Regions from separate parts of the Homo sapiens genome. Here region 2 is linked to region 1. The links are chromatin contacts, found by Hi-C or POLR2A ChIA-PET in ENCODE. All regions are on one chromosome and are shown on one strand. Each heading gives the region's core, a stretch centred on a gene start or an enhancer-like site at or near the end of the contact. The rest is flanking DNA. Distances are from core to core; before and after follow the strand shown.

Region 1 (4,985 bases), core at 1,787-4,286:
AAATGAAAATTTAAAGGTTAAGAAGACTCTCAGGGCAAAATGAGTAAAGTAAAAGCTCTAAGATCATTAAACTCAGAGTTTTTCTTTAAGTGGCAAAAATGTTAAAGAAGAAACATAATAAATAAATTAGCACAACCAAGAGTTAAATATTCAAAAGACAGAAAATAAAAGTGGACAATCCTAAAGACAAACAATTTGAATGATAAAGTTACCAAACTAATATAAAAACTCAAGTATTTTAAAGATAAAATATTAAACATAGGCCGGGCACAGTGGCTCATGCCTGTAATCCCAACACTTTGGGAGGCCGAGGTGGCCCTTGAGGTCAGGAGTTTGAGACCAGCCTGGCCAACATGGTGAAACCTTGTCTCTACTAAAATACAAAAATTAGCTGGGCATGGTGGTGTGCGCCTGCAATCCCAGCTACTGAGGAGGCTGAGGCAGGAGAACTGCTTGAACCCGGGAGGCAGAGGTTGAAGTGAGCCAAGGTCGCACCACTGCACTCCAGTCCGGGCAACAAAGCGAGACTCTGTCTCAAAAAAGAAAAAAAATTAAACATAAATCCCCAACATGATTGTAAAGAGGAGAAACCTCTACAGAAAACCATTCAAGGAACTTAATCAGCAAGAAAGGTATCATAGGTGCGACTGAGAATAGAAAAAAATTCCCTAACTCCAGGGGCCCAGTGCAAAATAAAAACGTGGGGCCCCTGATTAAAGAATTATTAAGAATTGCAAAACGGCATCAGCAGAGCATTAAATTAAGTGGAGCCCTGTGTGGCTGCACAGGTTGCATGCACATGAAGGGGTCTGTCCGGGTGCCTTTCTGGGCTAGAACAACTGTAGAAGTTTGGAAGCCGGGAAAGCTCAGCTCTGGTTGGATGGGAAGGAAAGGGGCCAAGATCTGAAAGGCTAGCCCCACCCTGGCTGCCCCTGCTGACCAGTTTTCCATCTTGAAAATGTGCACATGTCCTAACCGCAGTTGGACAGGCCTGATGATGGTAAGTGTGGCAGCTAACATTTACTGAATGTTAGTATGCCAGATATTAACTGCTTTGCATAGATAATGCTTTAAAATCATTACAATAACCCCATCCCCCCAAAAAATCCTCAAATCCTACAATAACCCTCATAGCCACATACAGAAAGTACTATAATTGAACTAGTTTTAAAGATGAAATAGAAACTCAAAGAGATTTAGTGACCTGCCTGAAGTCACATGGCTGGTGAGTATGGAGCCTCCTCTCTGTGCATCCTTGGTCCATGATCTTAACTGCTATTCTAATCTCCCAGGTCCACAACACATGAACCCCTACTGTACTCATGGGCTTGAGCACCCAAAAGGTAGGGCAAGAAGACTGGATTCCCCTGGCTGGGTATAATCTCTTAATGTCCCCTTGGCTTCTAATACATGCACCTAAGGATCCCTGTCTGGCCCCCAGCACCTGTGAGTCAATCAGCCCATCACAGGTCCTAGTAGCAAACTGGGCATCTCTGGAGACCACAAATGCTGAGATGTGGATGCCCTCACCAGGATGCATCACATTCCCAGCCATGACCTGGCCCTACTCCCACCACCTGGTCATCAGGAATGGATTCCATTTTCTGGGCTATCCCCATGTTCTGGTCTCTGGAACTTTTCATCCCCACAGACTCTCCCAGGAAGATACCCAGCTATCCTCCCTATCTAGCTTTAGAACTGCAAATCTCAGGGTACCAGAAAGAGTCCCCCCATGGTCTGAAGCATGTCTATATGCTCTCCTGGGGCTCTATTTCTGGCCCTTTGGTTCTGTGCTTTGTGAAATGAGAATAATAACAGCAAAAATATATAACAGTGTATGTGCCAGACAATGTCCCAAGCACTTAAGATGATACATTATCACATTTAATCCTCACGACGATCTTGTAAGGGAGGTTCTAGTCTTAACCCAGTTTTCGAAGTCAGCAAACTTAGAGGGAGGAGTGACTTGCCCAAAGTCACAGCATGAGTGAAGTGGGTGATGCAGCTGTGATAGGATTAAAGTCCCTGACTTTCCATCTCATTATCTCCTTGTGTGCCCTCCCTGCCCTTGCTGGGATAAAACACCACAAGGAAGAGCCTTCTCCTCACTGCCTGGCTCCCTCACCCACCTTCCCTTCAAAGGCCTCTATGGCCACTCAAAGGCCCCTTCAAAGTGAGGCCACAGTCCCCTCTGCTGGCAGCTGCCTCTCACCGCACCTCCTATCTCTGATCTTGCATGGCCCTTATTAGTTGAGAGGTGTTTGGCTGCGAGCCATAGAAACCAGCTCCGCCTAACTTAAGGGAAAAAATGGCGGGAAGTTGGAGAGGGAGAGCTGGCATGACATGTTAGAAGGTTCATGGGGGTGTCTCAGGGGCTCCCAGAAAGGGTTGAACAGCCAAGAAATTGTCACAGAAGGGCAGGCCTAGAACATCCCACAGCAAGGGATCATAGAGCTTTCTTCCTAGAACACTGCCCAGAGCATGTGATTCCACTGTGATGATAATGAGATTTCTTTCTTCTCCATTCAAAATTCCACACTCCCAGGAGACAACATCTGATTGGCCCAGCTTGAGCCAGGCATTTCCGCAAGTACAGACTGAGGCTGCAGGTGTGTGTGTGTGTGTGTGTGTGTGTGTGTGTGTGTGTGTGTGTGTGCAGGTGGCCAAACAATGGGGCAAGCACTGGTCTGAGTGGCTGAGCATCTCAGGGCCAGGATGAAGGAGGGGGCTCTGTGCCAGGGACTGGCGATGGCAGACAGAAGGAGATCAGTAAGGAAGCCAGCACCTGGATCAAGAGTGCCGATTCTTGTCGCTCTCCCACCCCTCTCCACTGTTAGTCCAAACCGCACCATTTTGTAAGCCCCCGCTGCCCCCTCCCCCGCCATCTCGCAGACCTTGGTCGAAGTGAAACATTCCATGGGGTACGGACTGTGAGAAACAGCCTGCCTCTTATCATATTCTGCTGGGAGAAAGTGCAAGGAACACCACATTCCGCCAGAACAAGGGCCAAAACCGCCTCAGCATGGGAACACGTAATCAACATCTTCCTGGGCAGCAAGCCATACTGCCCAGACCCCTCCCCCACATGCTTATAATTACCCCAGCCTGTAAGCAGCGGTGGGCTCTGACATTAAGCTGATCCCCCTACCTCCACAGGTTTTTGCAATATACCTGTGTTGCTGTAGAGCTGCCCTCTCTCTCTGTATGTCTTTCTTTAACCCTTGCCTTCCCTTTAAAAAACCTAACACCTTAATCCAGAGCCCACAAGTTCAATCACTTTTAGTTTACTGAAATTCTTCCAAATTAGTTAAATTTTCAATTTCACCTTTGACCCAAAGCTCTCTCCCAGCCCCTATTCTACGAGGGGCAGACTTACAGCTCTGGTGGCTGTGGGCAGGGAGGGAGCATTTCCACACCTACCACCTTCCTTGTGATTGCTTCTCTGCAGTGGGTTTTAGGAGGAGGAAGAAAGGAAGAAAAGGATTTCTCATGTGAATGCCAATGGTGAGTTGGGGCAGGCCGTTTTCTGTGGGCCATAATGTCTATTCCCCTGCATGAATAACCACACATCAGTTGCTTTCGTACCCAAGAGCAGGGGTGATTTTCTAAATACTTAATAGCCAGAATGGCACAGGCACCAACCCAGGTGAACAGTCACCTGCCAATCCCTGAGCAGGGTCCTGAAAGCTCCCTGCTGTGCCAGGTCAGAGGTAGGGGACAGCAGGGACTCCATTAGGTACTTCAAAAGTCCTGGGTGCTCTAGGGGTGGGGGCAGAGTGGCTGGGGTGGCAGGAAGCACTTGGGGAAGTGGCTATTTGCAAGCTGATATGGAAATGTTTCAATATTTTAACAATTGGTATGGCAGTTGAATTTTAGCCTTGCCGTCACGAATCCAATTCACTGTCTATACACTCAGCTGGCAGTGAGGTTTCTATAGGCCCTGCTGGTGAGATACTCAATCCTAAGCCATTCTTTTAGGTATTGATGGTCCCTTGAAACATAACTACATTTTTCTGTAGATCTCTAGCGGGCAGTATGCCATGTTTCTCTGCAGGAGTTTTAAAAAACATTCAGCTCCCAATTTCGTCTGGCCTCTTCACCCCCAGTTTCAGGATCTATAGCTGTGCTGTCCAATCTAATAACCACAACCTACATGGATTATTTAAATTAAAATTAATTTAAAAATTAAACTTAGGCTGGGCACGGTGGCTCACACCTGTAATCCCAGCACTTTGGGAGGCCGAGATGGGCAGATCGTAAGGTCAGGAGATAAAGACCATCCTGGCTAACATGGTAAAACCCTGTCTCTACTAAAAAGACAAAAAATTAGCCAGGTGTGGTGGCACGCGCCTGTAGTCCCAGCTACTCAGGAGGCTGAGGCAGGAGAATTGCTTGAACCCAGGAGGCAGAGGTTGCAGTGAGCCGAGATTGTGCCACTGCACTCCAGCCTGGGTGACAAAGTGAGACTCTGTCTCAAAAAAAAAAAAAAATTAAACTTAGTTTCTCATTTGCTCTAGTTACACTTCAAATGCTCAATAGCCCCATGTGACTAGTAACTACCATACTAGATAGGTTGAGTACCAAATTCTTCCATCATTGCAAAAAGTTCCACCGGTCACCACCAGGTTATAGGATCTACCTTCCATAAATCTCAGGAACTGACCACTTAAGGGCCCAGTCCTTACCCGCTCCAACTGGCATTTCCACCACACCTTCTCTCTTCAGTGCTTCTTCCCACCTCATCCCACCCTTGCCATTGCAGTACAGAGGCAGACTGATGCATTGTGTGGGTCAGCTGAGATACAACCTGAAAAAGACTTCCTTTCCTGATGATACCCCAAAACTTAATGAGCTAATTCTTAGGAGTCCCCCTCCCAGAGATTTGGGGAAGGGAACCATTTGAATACACCCACAAGAAATGAGAGGACACTACAGTCTGTCTCCCTTTACAATCATAGCACCCCTGTCTCAGCCCTCTATAGAAA
Region 2 (4,985 bases), core at 1,808-4,307, 120 kb before region 1:
GACCTGAGACCTGAGAGCCAGCCATGTTTGGCCATGAGAGAACTGGGGGAAGTCGTGCTGCTCAGAGGTATAAGAGTGAAGCAGATGTGCAGAAAGAGGGTGGATAGGAGACAGTGAGGCCCAGAGACAGAGAGGAGCTTCCGGGCTTCTCATTCTTCAGATCCTGGTTCTCAGGCCTCTTGAGGTCTGGCTGCCCCTACCCTCGGGTTCCATGTGCCATCTCTGAAGACGTGATTAAAAGCTCTCAGCTGGAGCTTGCCTGAGTGAATTTCTGTTCTGTGCCACTGATTCTTGGTTAGCATTGTTCCCACTGATGGTCACCATCACGCTCAAGATCACAGCAGACATTTCCATAGCCCTCACCACGTGCAAGACTGTTCTGAGAGCTTTACATGTAACGACCCATTAAATCCTCGTAATAGTCCCATGAGGTAGGACAACTATCATCCCCATTTTTACATTTTCTTCTTCTTTTGTCCTCGCTTTTCAATAAAGAGATGGAGCTAAAGAGAAGATAAGTAGTAACTTGTTCGTGGACATACAGCTAATAAGTGTATGAGCTCATATTCAGCATTGCAGTTTTATCACATTTTATTGAGCAAAAGTTTGTACATATTTTTTAATTGGAAGAATGCAGTTCTAAATGCCAAGCACCAAGAGGGCCCTGAGTGAGTCCCTTCTCCTGTCTAGGCTCAGGATCCTTGCCAGAAGCATGAGGCCAGGTGGGCTGGGAACCAGCCTGCTCAGCCCGCCCAACACATCCTGCCTCTCACTTTCCCGGGACTGGCAGCGGAAGCGCGGGAAGGAGCTGCTGGGCCGGGTACAGGGCTTGGCGGCAAAGTGGGTTGTGCAGCGGGAGGCCAGAGCCGCGCCCTGGCACCTGGCAGGCAGCCCAGCCCCACCGTTGAGAAAATACCTACAACAAAGGCATCCTCCCACCAACAAAGGCGTCCTCCCACCAACAAAGGCATCCTCCCACCAACAAAGGCGTCTTCCCACCAACAAAGGCGTCCTCCCACCAACAAAGGCGTCCTCCCACCAACAAAGGCGTCCTCCCACCACACTGGCCACCTCTCCTTGTCCCTGCAACTCCTTGGCTGAGGAATCTGACTTCTGGGCCAGGACAGGTTGGGTCCTTACATGGCCTCAGGAGGCTACAGAGAGGCCTTGGGGCCCAGCCTGGAACACCTTCCTGGCTCTCCTGGGTGGACGTCCCAGAGAGTGGTCCTGGTTCACCCCACATTGCATAGACTCCAGGCCAACTGCCACCCGGGCACGGTGCTGCGCTTCCTGAGCCTCCGAACACTGCCATCCTCCTCCATGATGTCCGAGGCAGGTGGCTTCACAGATCTAGGTCCTGGAATCCCCCCAGCCAGGAGCTCCCCCTCAGAGCAGTGGCTTGTCTTATGTGCACTCTGGACACAGGTGTGTCTGTGGTGAACAAGAAATGGCCCTGCAAAGGAATTTGGACATAATCCACAATGGGCGTTTGGGAGAGTCAGTCTGGACTGGGGCCTGGGAGAATGAAAAGTCAGGAGCCCCTGAGACTCCAAGAGTGTTGGCATGGGTCTTGGCGGACATATCTTAAGCAAAGCACTAGAAGCTCCTCTGAGAGGTCCAGCCTCCTGAGGTGGTAGCCCATGGCCAATTCCATCCCTCCTTCTCCTGAGCAACACCTGAGGGCCATGGGTTTGGGGAAAAGACCAGCTTGCTGCAACTCTTTCATTCAAATAGCAACTGGCCCTGGAGCTCCAGGCCAACATCAAGCCTTGCTCCACCCCTGCGCTTTAGGGACTGTTGCCATCAGGGCACTGCCAACCTATGTGGTGCTCATGATGACTCAGAAATAAGAACCTGTTTCCTCTAGGCTGATACAGCCCTGCTCCAGCCCCCAGCAGTGCCAAGTGGAGCAGGGTGTGGACTGGCCTTCAACCCCGCTCACCTCTCCTCTATATGGTCTTGTGCAGACCCATCCTGCACTGTCTTATGCAGGTGCAATGCCTGTTAGGATAATCCCAAACATGACCCTGGGCCCCTGATCCCCAGGCCAAACCCCACCCCCTGACCTGGATATTCCCTGGGCTGACAAAAGGAGTTCGGCCAGGGAAGGCTCCTCTTCACTGGCCCAAACCAGCTTCAGACAGCGGGGCAAGGATGTAGGAGCCTTCTTCCCAGCAGAACCCCCGGCCCTGGAGTGGCCCCAGATGAGGCAGCTCCCATCTGTGTGGGTAGCCCTGAGGCTATCCTGAGGGCAGGATGCTGTGCAGGGGAGGAACGGACCTCCATTATGTGATTCTGGGTGGAAGGTAAACAAACCCTGGTTAGGCAGAGGTGGCACAAGCCCACAGCCTTGGGCTCAGCCTTCTGTCTCCCGAGCTCACTGCTCAGTGCCCAGTCCCAGGAAGCCCACAGGCTCTAGGCCTAGCCTGCCTCAATTTCCATTTGTTCCGCCCCCTCATGCACCTCAGGGCCCAGGGTGGCACCAGTGCCCACCACAGAACCAGGCTCAGAGCACATGTGGCACAAATGCTCATGGGATGAATGACGGACTAAAAGAATCATCCAGGCTGGGTGGGCATGGTGGCTCACGCCTGTAATCCCAGCACTTTGGGAGGCCAAGGCAGGAGGACTTGAGTCCAGGAGTTCAAGACCAGCCTGGGCAACATAGCAAGACCCTATCTCTACAAAAAAATTAAAAATCAGCCAGGTGTGGTGGTGCATGCTTGTAGTCCAGATACTTGGGAAGCTGAGCCCAAGAGGTCAAGTCTGCAGGGAGCCATGATTGCACCACCGCACTCCAGCTTGGGCGACAGAGCAAGACCCTGTCTATAAAAAAGAATCATCCAAAGGAAGAGGGCGCTCCTGAGGCAGGTGTGGGCATGGGCACCGTAGCCCGTAGCCGCAGCTCCTCCACTCCTGGCTTGGGCCTCTAAGCCTCACTTCCTCTCCCGTAGAACACTCATGAGACACACCTGCCTCGTGTGGGCCTGGGCAGCTTGCTGTTACTAATAAAACAGCAGCAACACAGGACAGCTTCACTTCCTGAAACTCCCTCTGTCACGTGCTTTGCATGAATCCTCACACCGTCTCACCAGGGGCGCTCTCCCAGTTTCACCAGTGACTTGGTGACAACCAGCATCGCTCACGAAGCGTCAGCCGTATCCTTTCTGTGTGCAGTGGGGTGTGGGTTGTGTGGAGCCGCGGTGTCTGTGGAATTCACAGGCTGGGGCCGGAATCCATGGCCCCCGTCGCCGCTGCCACCCCCCAGGTGCTGGGGTGACCTGATCCAGGGTTGGGGTCTAAGCTGCTGGGGGGTTGGAGTCTTGGGCTCTGGCCCACGTCCGCCTCTGATTGGTTCTACCACCTGAGCTGGTCACTGTCCCTCCATGGGCCTCAGCTTACCCTATGGTAAAGTGAGAACTAGGGGGTCAGACTCCTTGATCACCAAGATCTCTGACCACAGCCAAGGCTAAGGGAAGCGCAGGAAAACGTGGGTCCCGTTCAAATTCCCGGCCTCTCTCTGCCCCCTGGTGGACACAAACAGCCTAGCATCTCGGGGGAGATGACGGTGGGAACCAAGTGGTTCCCAGGGACTTGAGGACTGGCTTGTGACCTCTGCTAAGACTCTCACCGCTGAGTCACAGTCCCCATCTGTTAGATGGGGGTGACAATAGAACCAACACTATTAGGATGTTTTGAGGATTAAGTGCTGTGACAAATGGGAAACACTTGCTACTGAGCCACGCACATACAAAGTGTCCAATAAATGTTAGTCATCACTCTCACCCCGCCTTCTCCCTAACCTCTATATCCCATCAGTCACCAAGTGCTGCTGCTTCTTGCCCCTCTCGCACCCCCTGCATCCCTAGATGACGTCACATCATCTCCCTCCTGGATTCCTCCAAGGTTCACCACCTTCTCCCCAACCCCTCCAGCCATCCTGTGCCCCCACTCAGGGACCTCAGCTGTCCACTCCACAAGCCCAGACCTGAAAATGCCCCACTGTAGTCAGTTGTCCAAGTGCTTCAGCCCTGTCCTCAGGGACCCTGCCCCACCCCCATTCAGCCTTGGTCACCCTGAGCCTTTCTGTTCCCTGTATTCTGACCACACTCAGCTCCCAGCACCCTCTACTCAGGCCCAGTGCCTGCCTCCCAGGCAAGTCCAATTAAGGGATGCCTGATTAGTCTTTGCTTCCTTCCTCCTCCCCTAGCTCTGCAGGAGCCCAGAACCTCCCTAGGCCTCAGTTTCCTTATCTGCCAAATTGGACTGCAGGAGGATGAAAAGAGAGAATATGCTGAAGTACCTAGCCTAGAGTAGCCACTCCACAGAGGCAGGTGCCTGCAGCTGGGATGGAGGGTTCAGCTCTGTCACAGCATATTAGGAAATCATAACCTGCCATTTAGAAGGTGAGGGGTGAGATATAAAGAGAGCTCCAAGGCCCCACTGCAGACCCAACCCTGGCAGTAGTGTGCTCTGAGCAGTGAGTACAGACGCGACCTCCAGGCACAGCACAGAGCTGAGTTAGCCTCCTCCATGTGATCTCTCTCTCTCCATCCGCTGCAGGACCAGGTGTTCTCCACCTGGCTCAGTGGCTCCAGGGAGCAGGACAGGGACTAAAGTGCTGACAGCCCTGACTGTGATTTAGGAGGAGGGAGGCACACGAAATGAGGCAGACCCCTTCTGAACCTCTGTCAGGGCTGGGGTCAGAGATACAGACTGGAGTCCTAAGGGCCTGTACCCAAAGTCTGGGAGCCAAAGAGGGGGAGCCCTCAGTGGTCCTCCAGTTTATTTGGGGAAACTGAGGTGGGAATTGGGAAAATAAGTTCCTTAGGGTTACACAGAGCCTTCATTAACTCAACACATTTTTTCTTCTACTTAATATTTTGGCCAAGTAATATATTCGCGTCATTCAAGAAATCAACTATTTCTTCAAAGAATTGATATCCCTTAAGAAGTCTCAGCTGGGCACTGTGGCTGACACCTGT

What was found. A loop is a pair of places that touch in the nucleus more often than their neighbours do. ChIA-PET counts read pairs that join two places held with the same protein, here RNA polymerase II (POLR2A). Pooled maps may share reads with other maps.
Region 2: a loop to region 1 is called in a pooled map, with 4 times the contacts of the local background. The contact joins the promoter of LINC02811 here to the enhancer-like site in region 1. A Hi-C loop is called at or near these places in 2 of 168 maps with a recorded cell type or tissue (Calu3 and HepG2), 1 of 37 single-sample maps with no recorded cell type and 4 of 50 pooled maps. POLR2A ChIA-PET finds 5 or more read pairs at or near these places in 2 of 52 experiments (B cell and T-cell).

The regions. Positions count from the first base shown.
Region 1 is chr1:39,699,247-39,704,231 of GRCh38, reverse strand. No RefSeq gene overlaps it. Among named protein-coding and RNA genes, the nearest start is that of HPCAL4, 10 kb to the right of the region's middle. RefSeq lists an enhancer at 2,764-3,416. Within about 2 kb of position 3,036, at least 7 of the 41 ENCODE cell types and tissues checked have a DNase peak (open chromatin) inside an H3K27ac peak, as active enhancers do.
Region 2 is chr1:39,815,532-39,820,516 of GRCh38, reverse strand. LINC02811 (long intergenic non-protein coding RNA 2811) reads left to right here and starts at 3,057. Exons shown (of 4, transcript NR_186710.1): 1 at 3,057-3,268. RefSeq lists enhancers at 2,761-2,930, 2,779-3,774.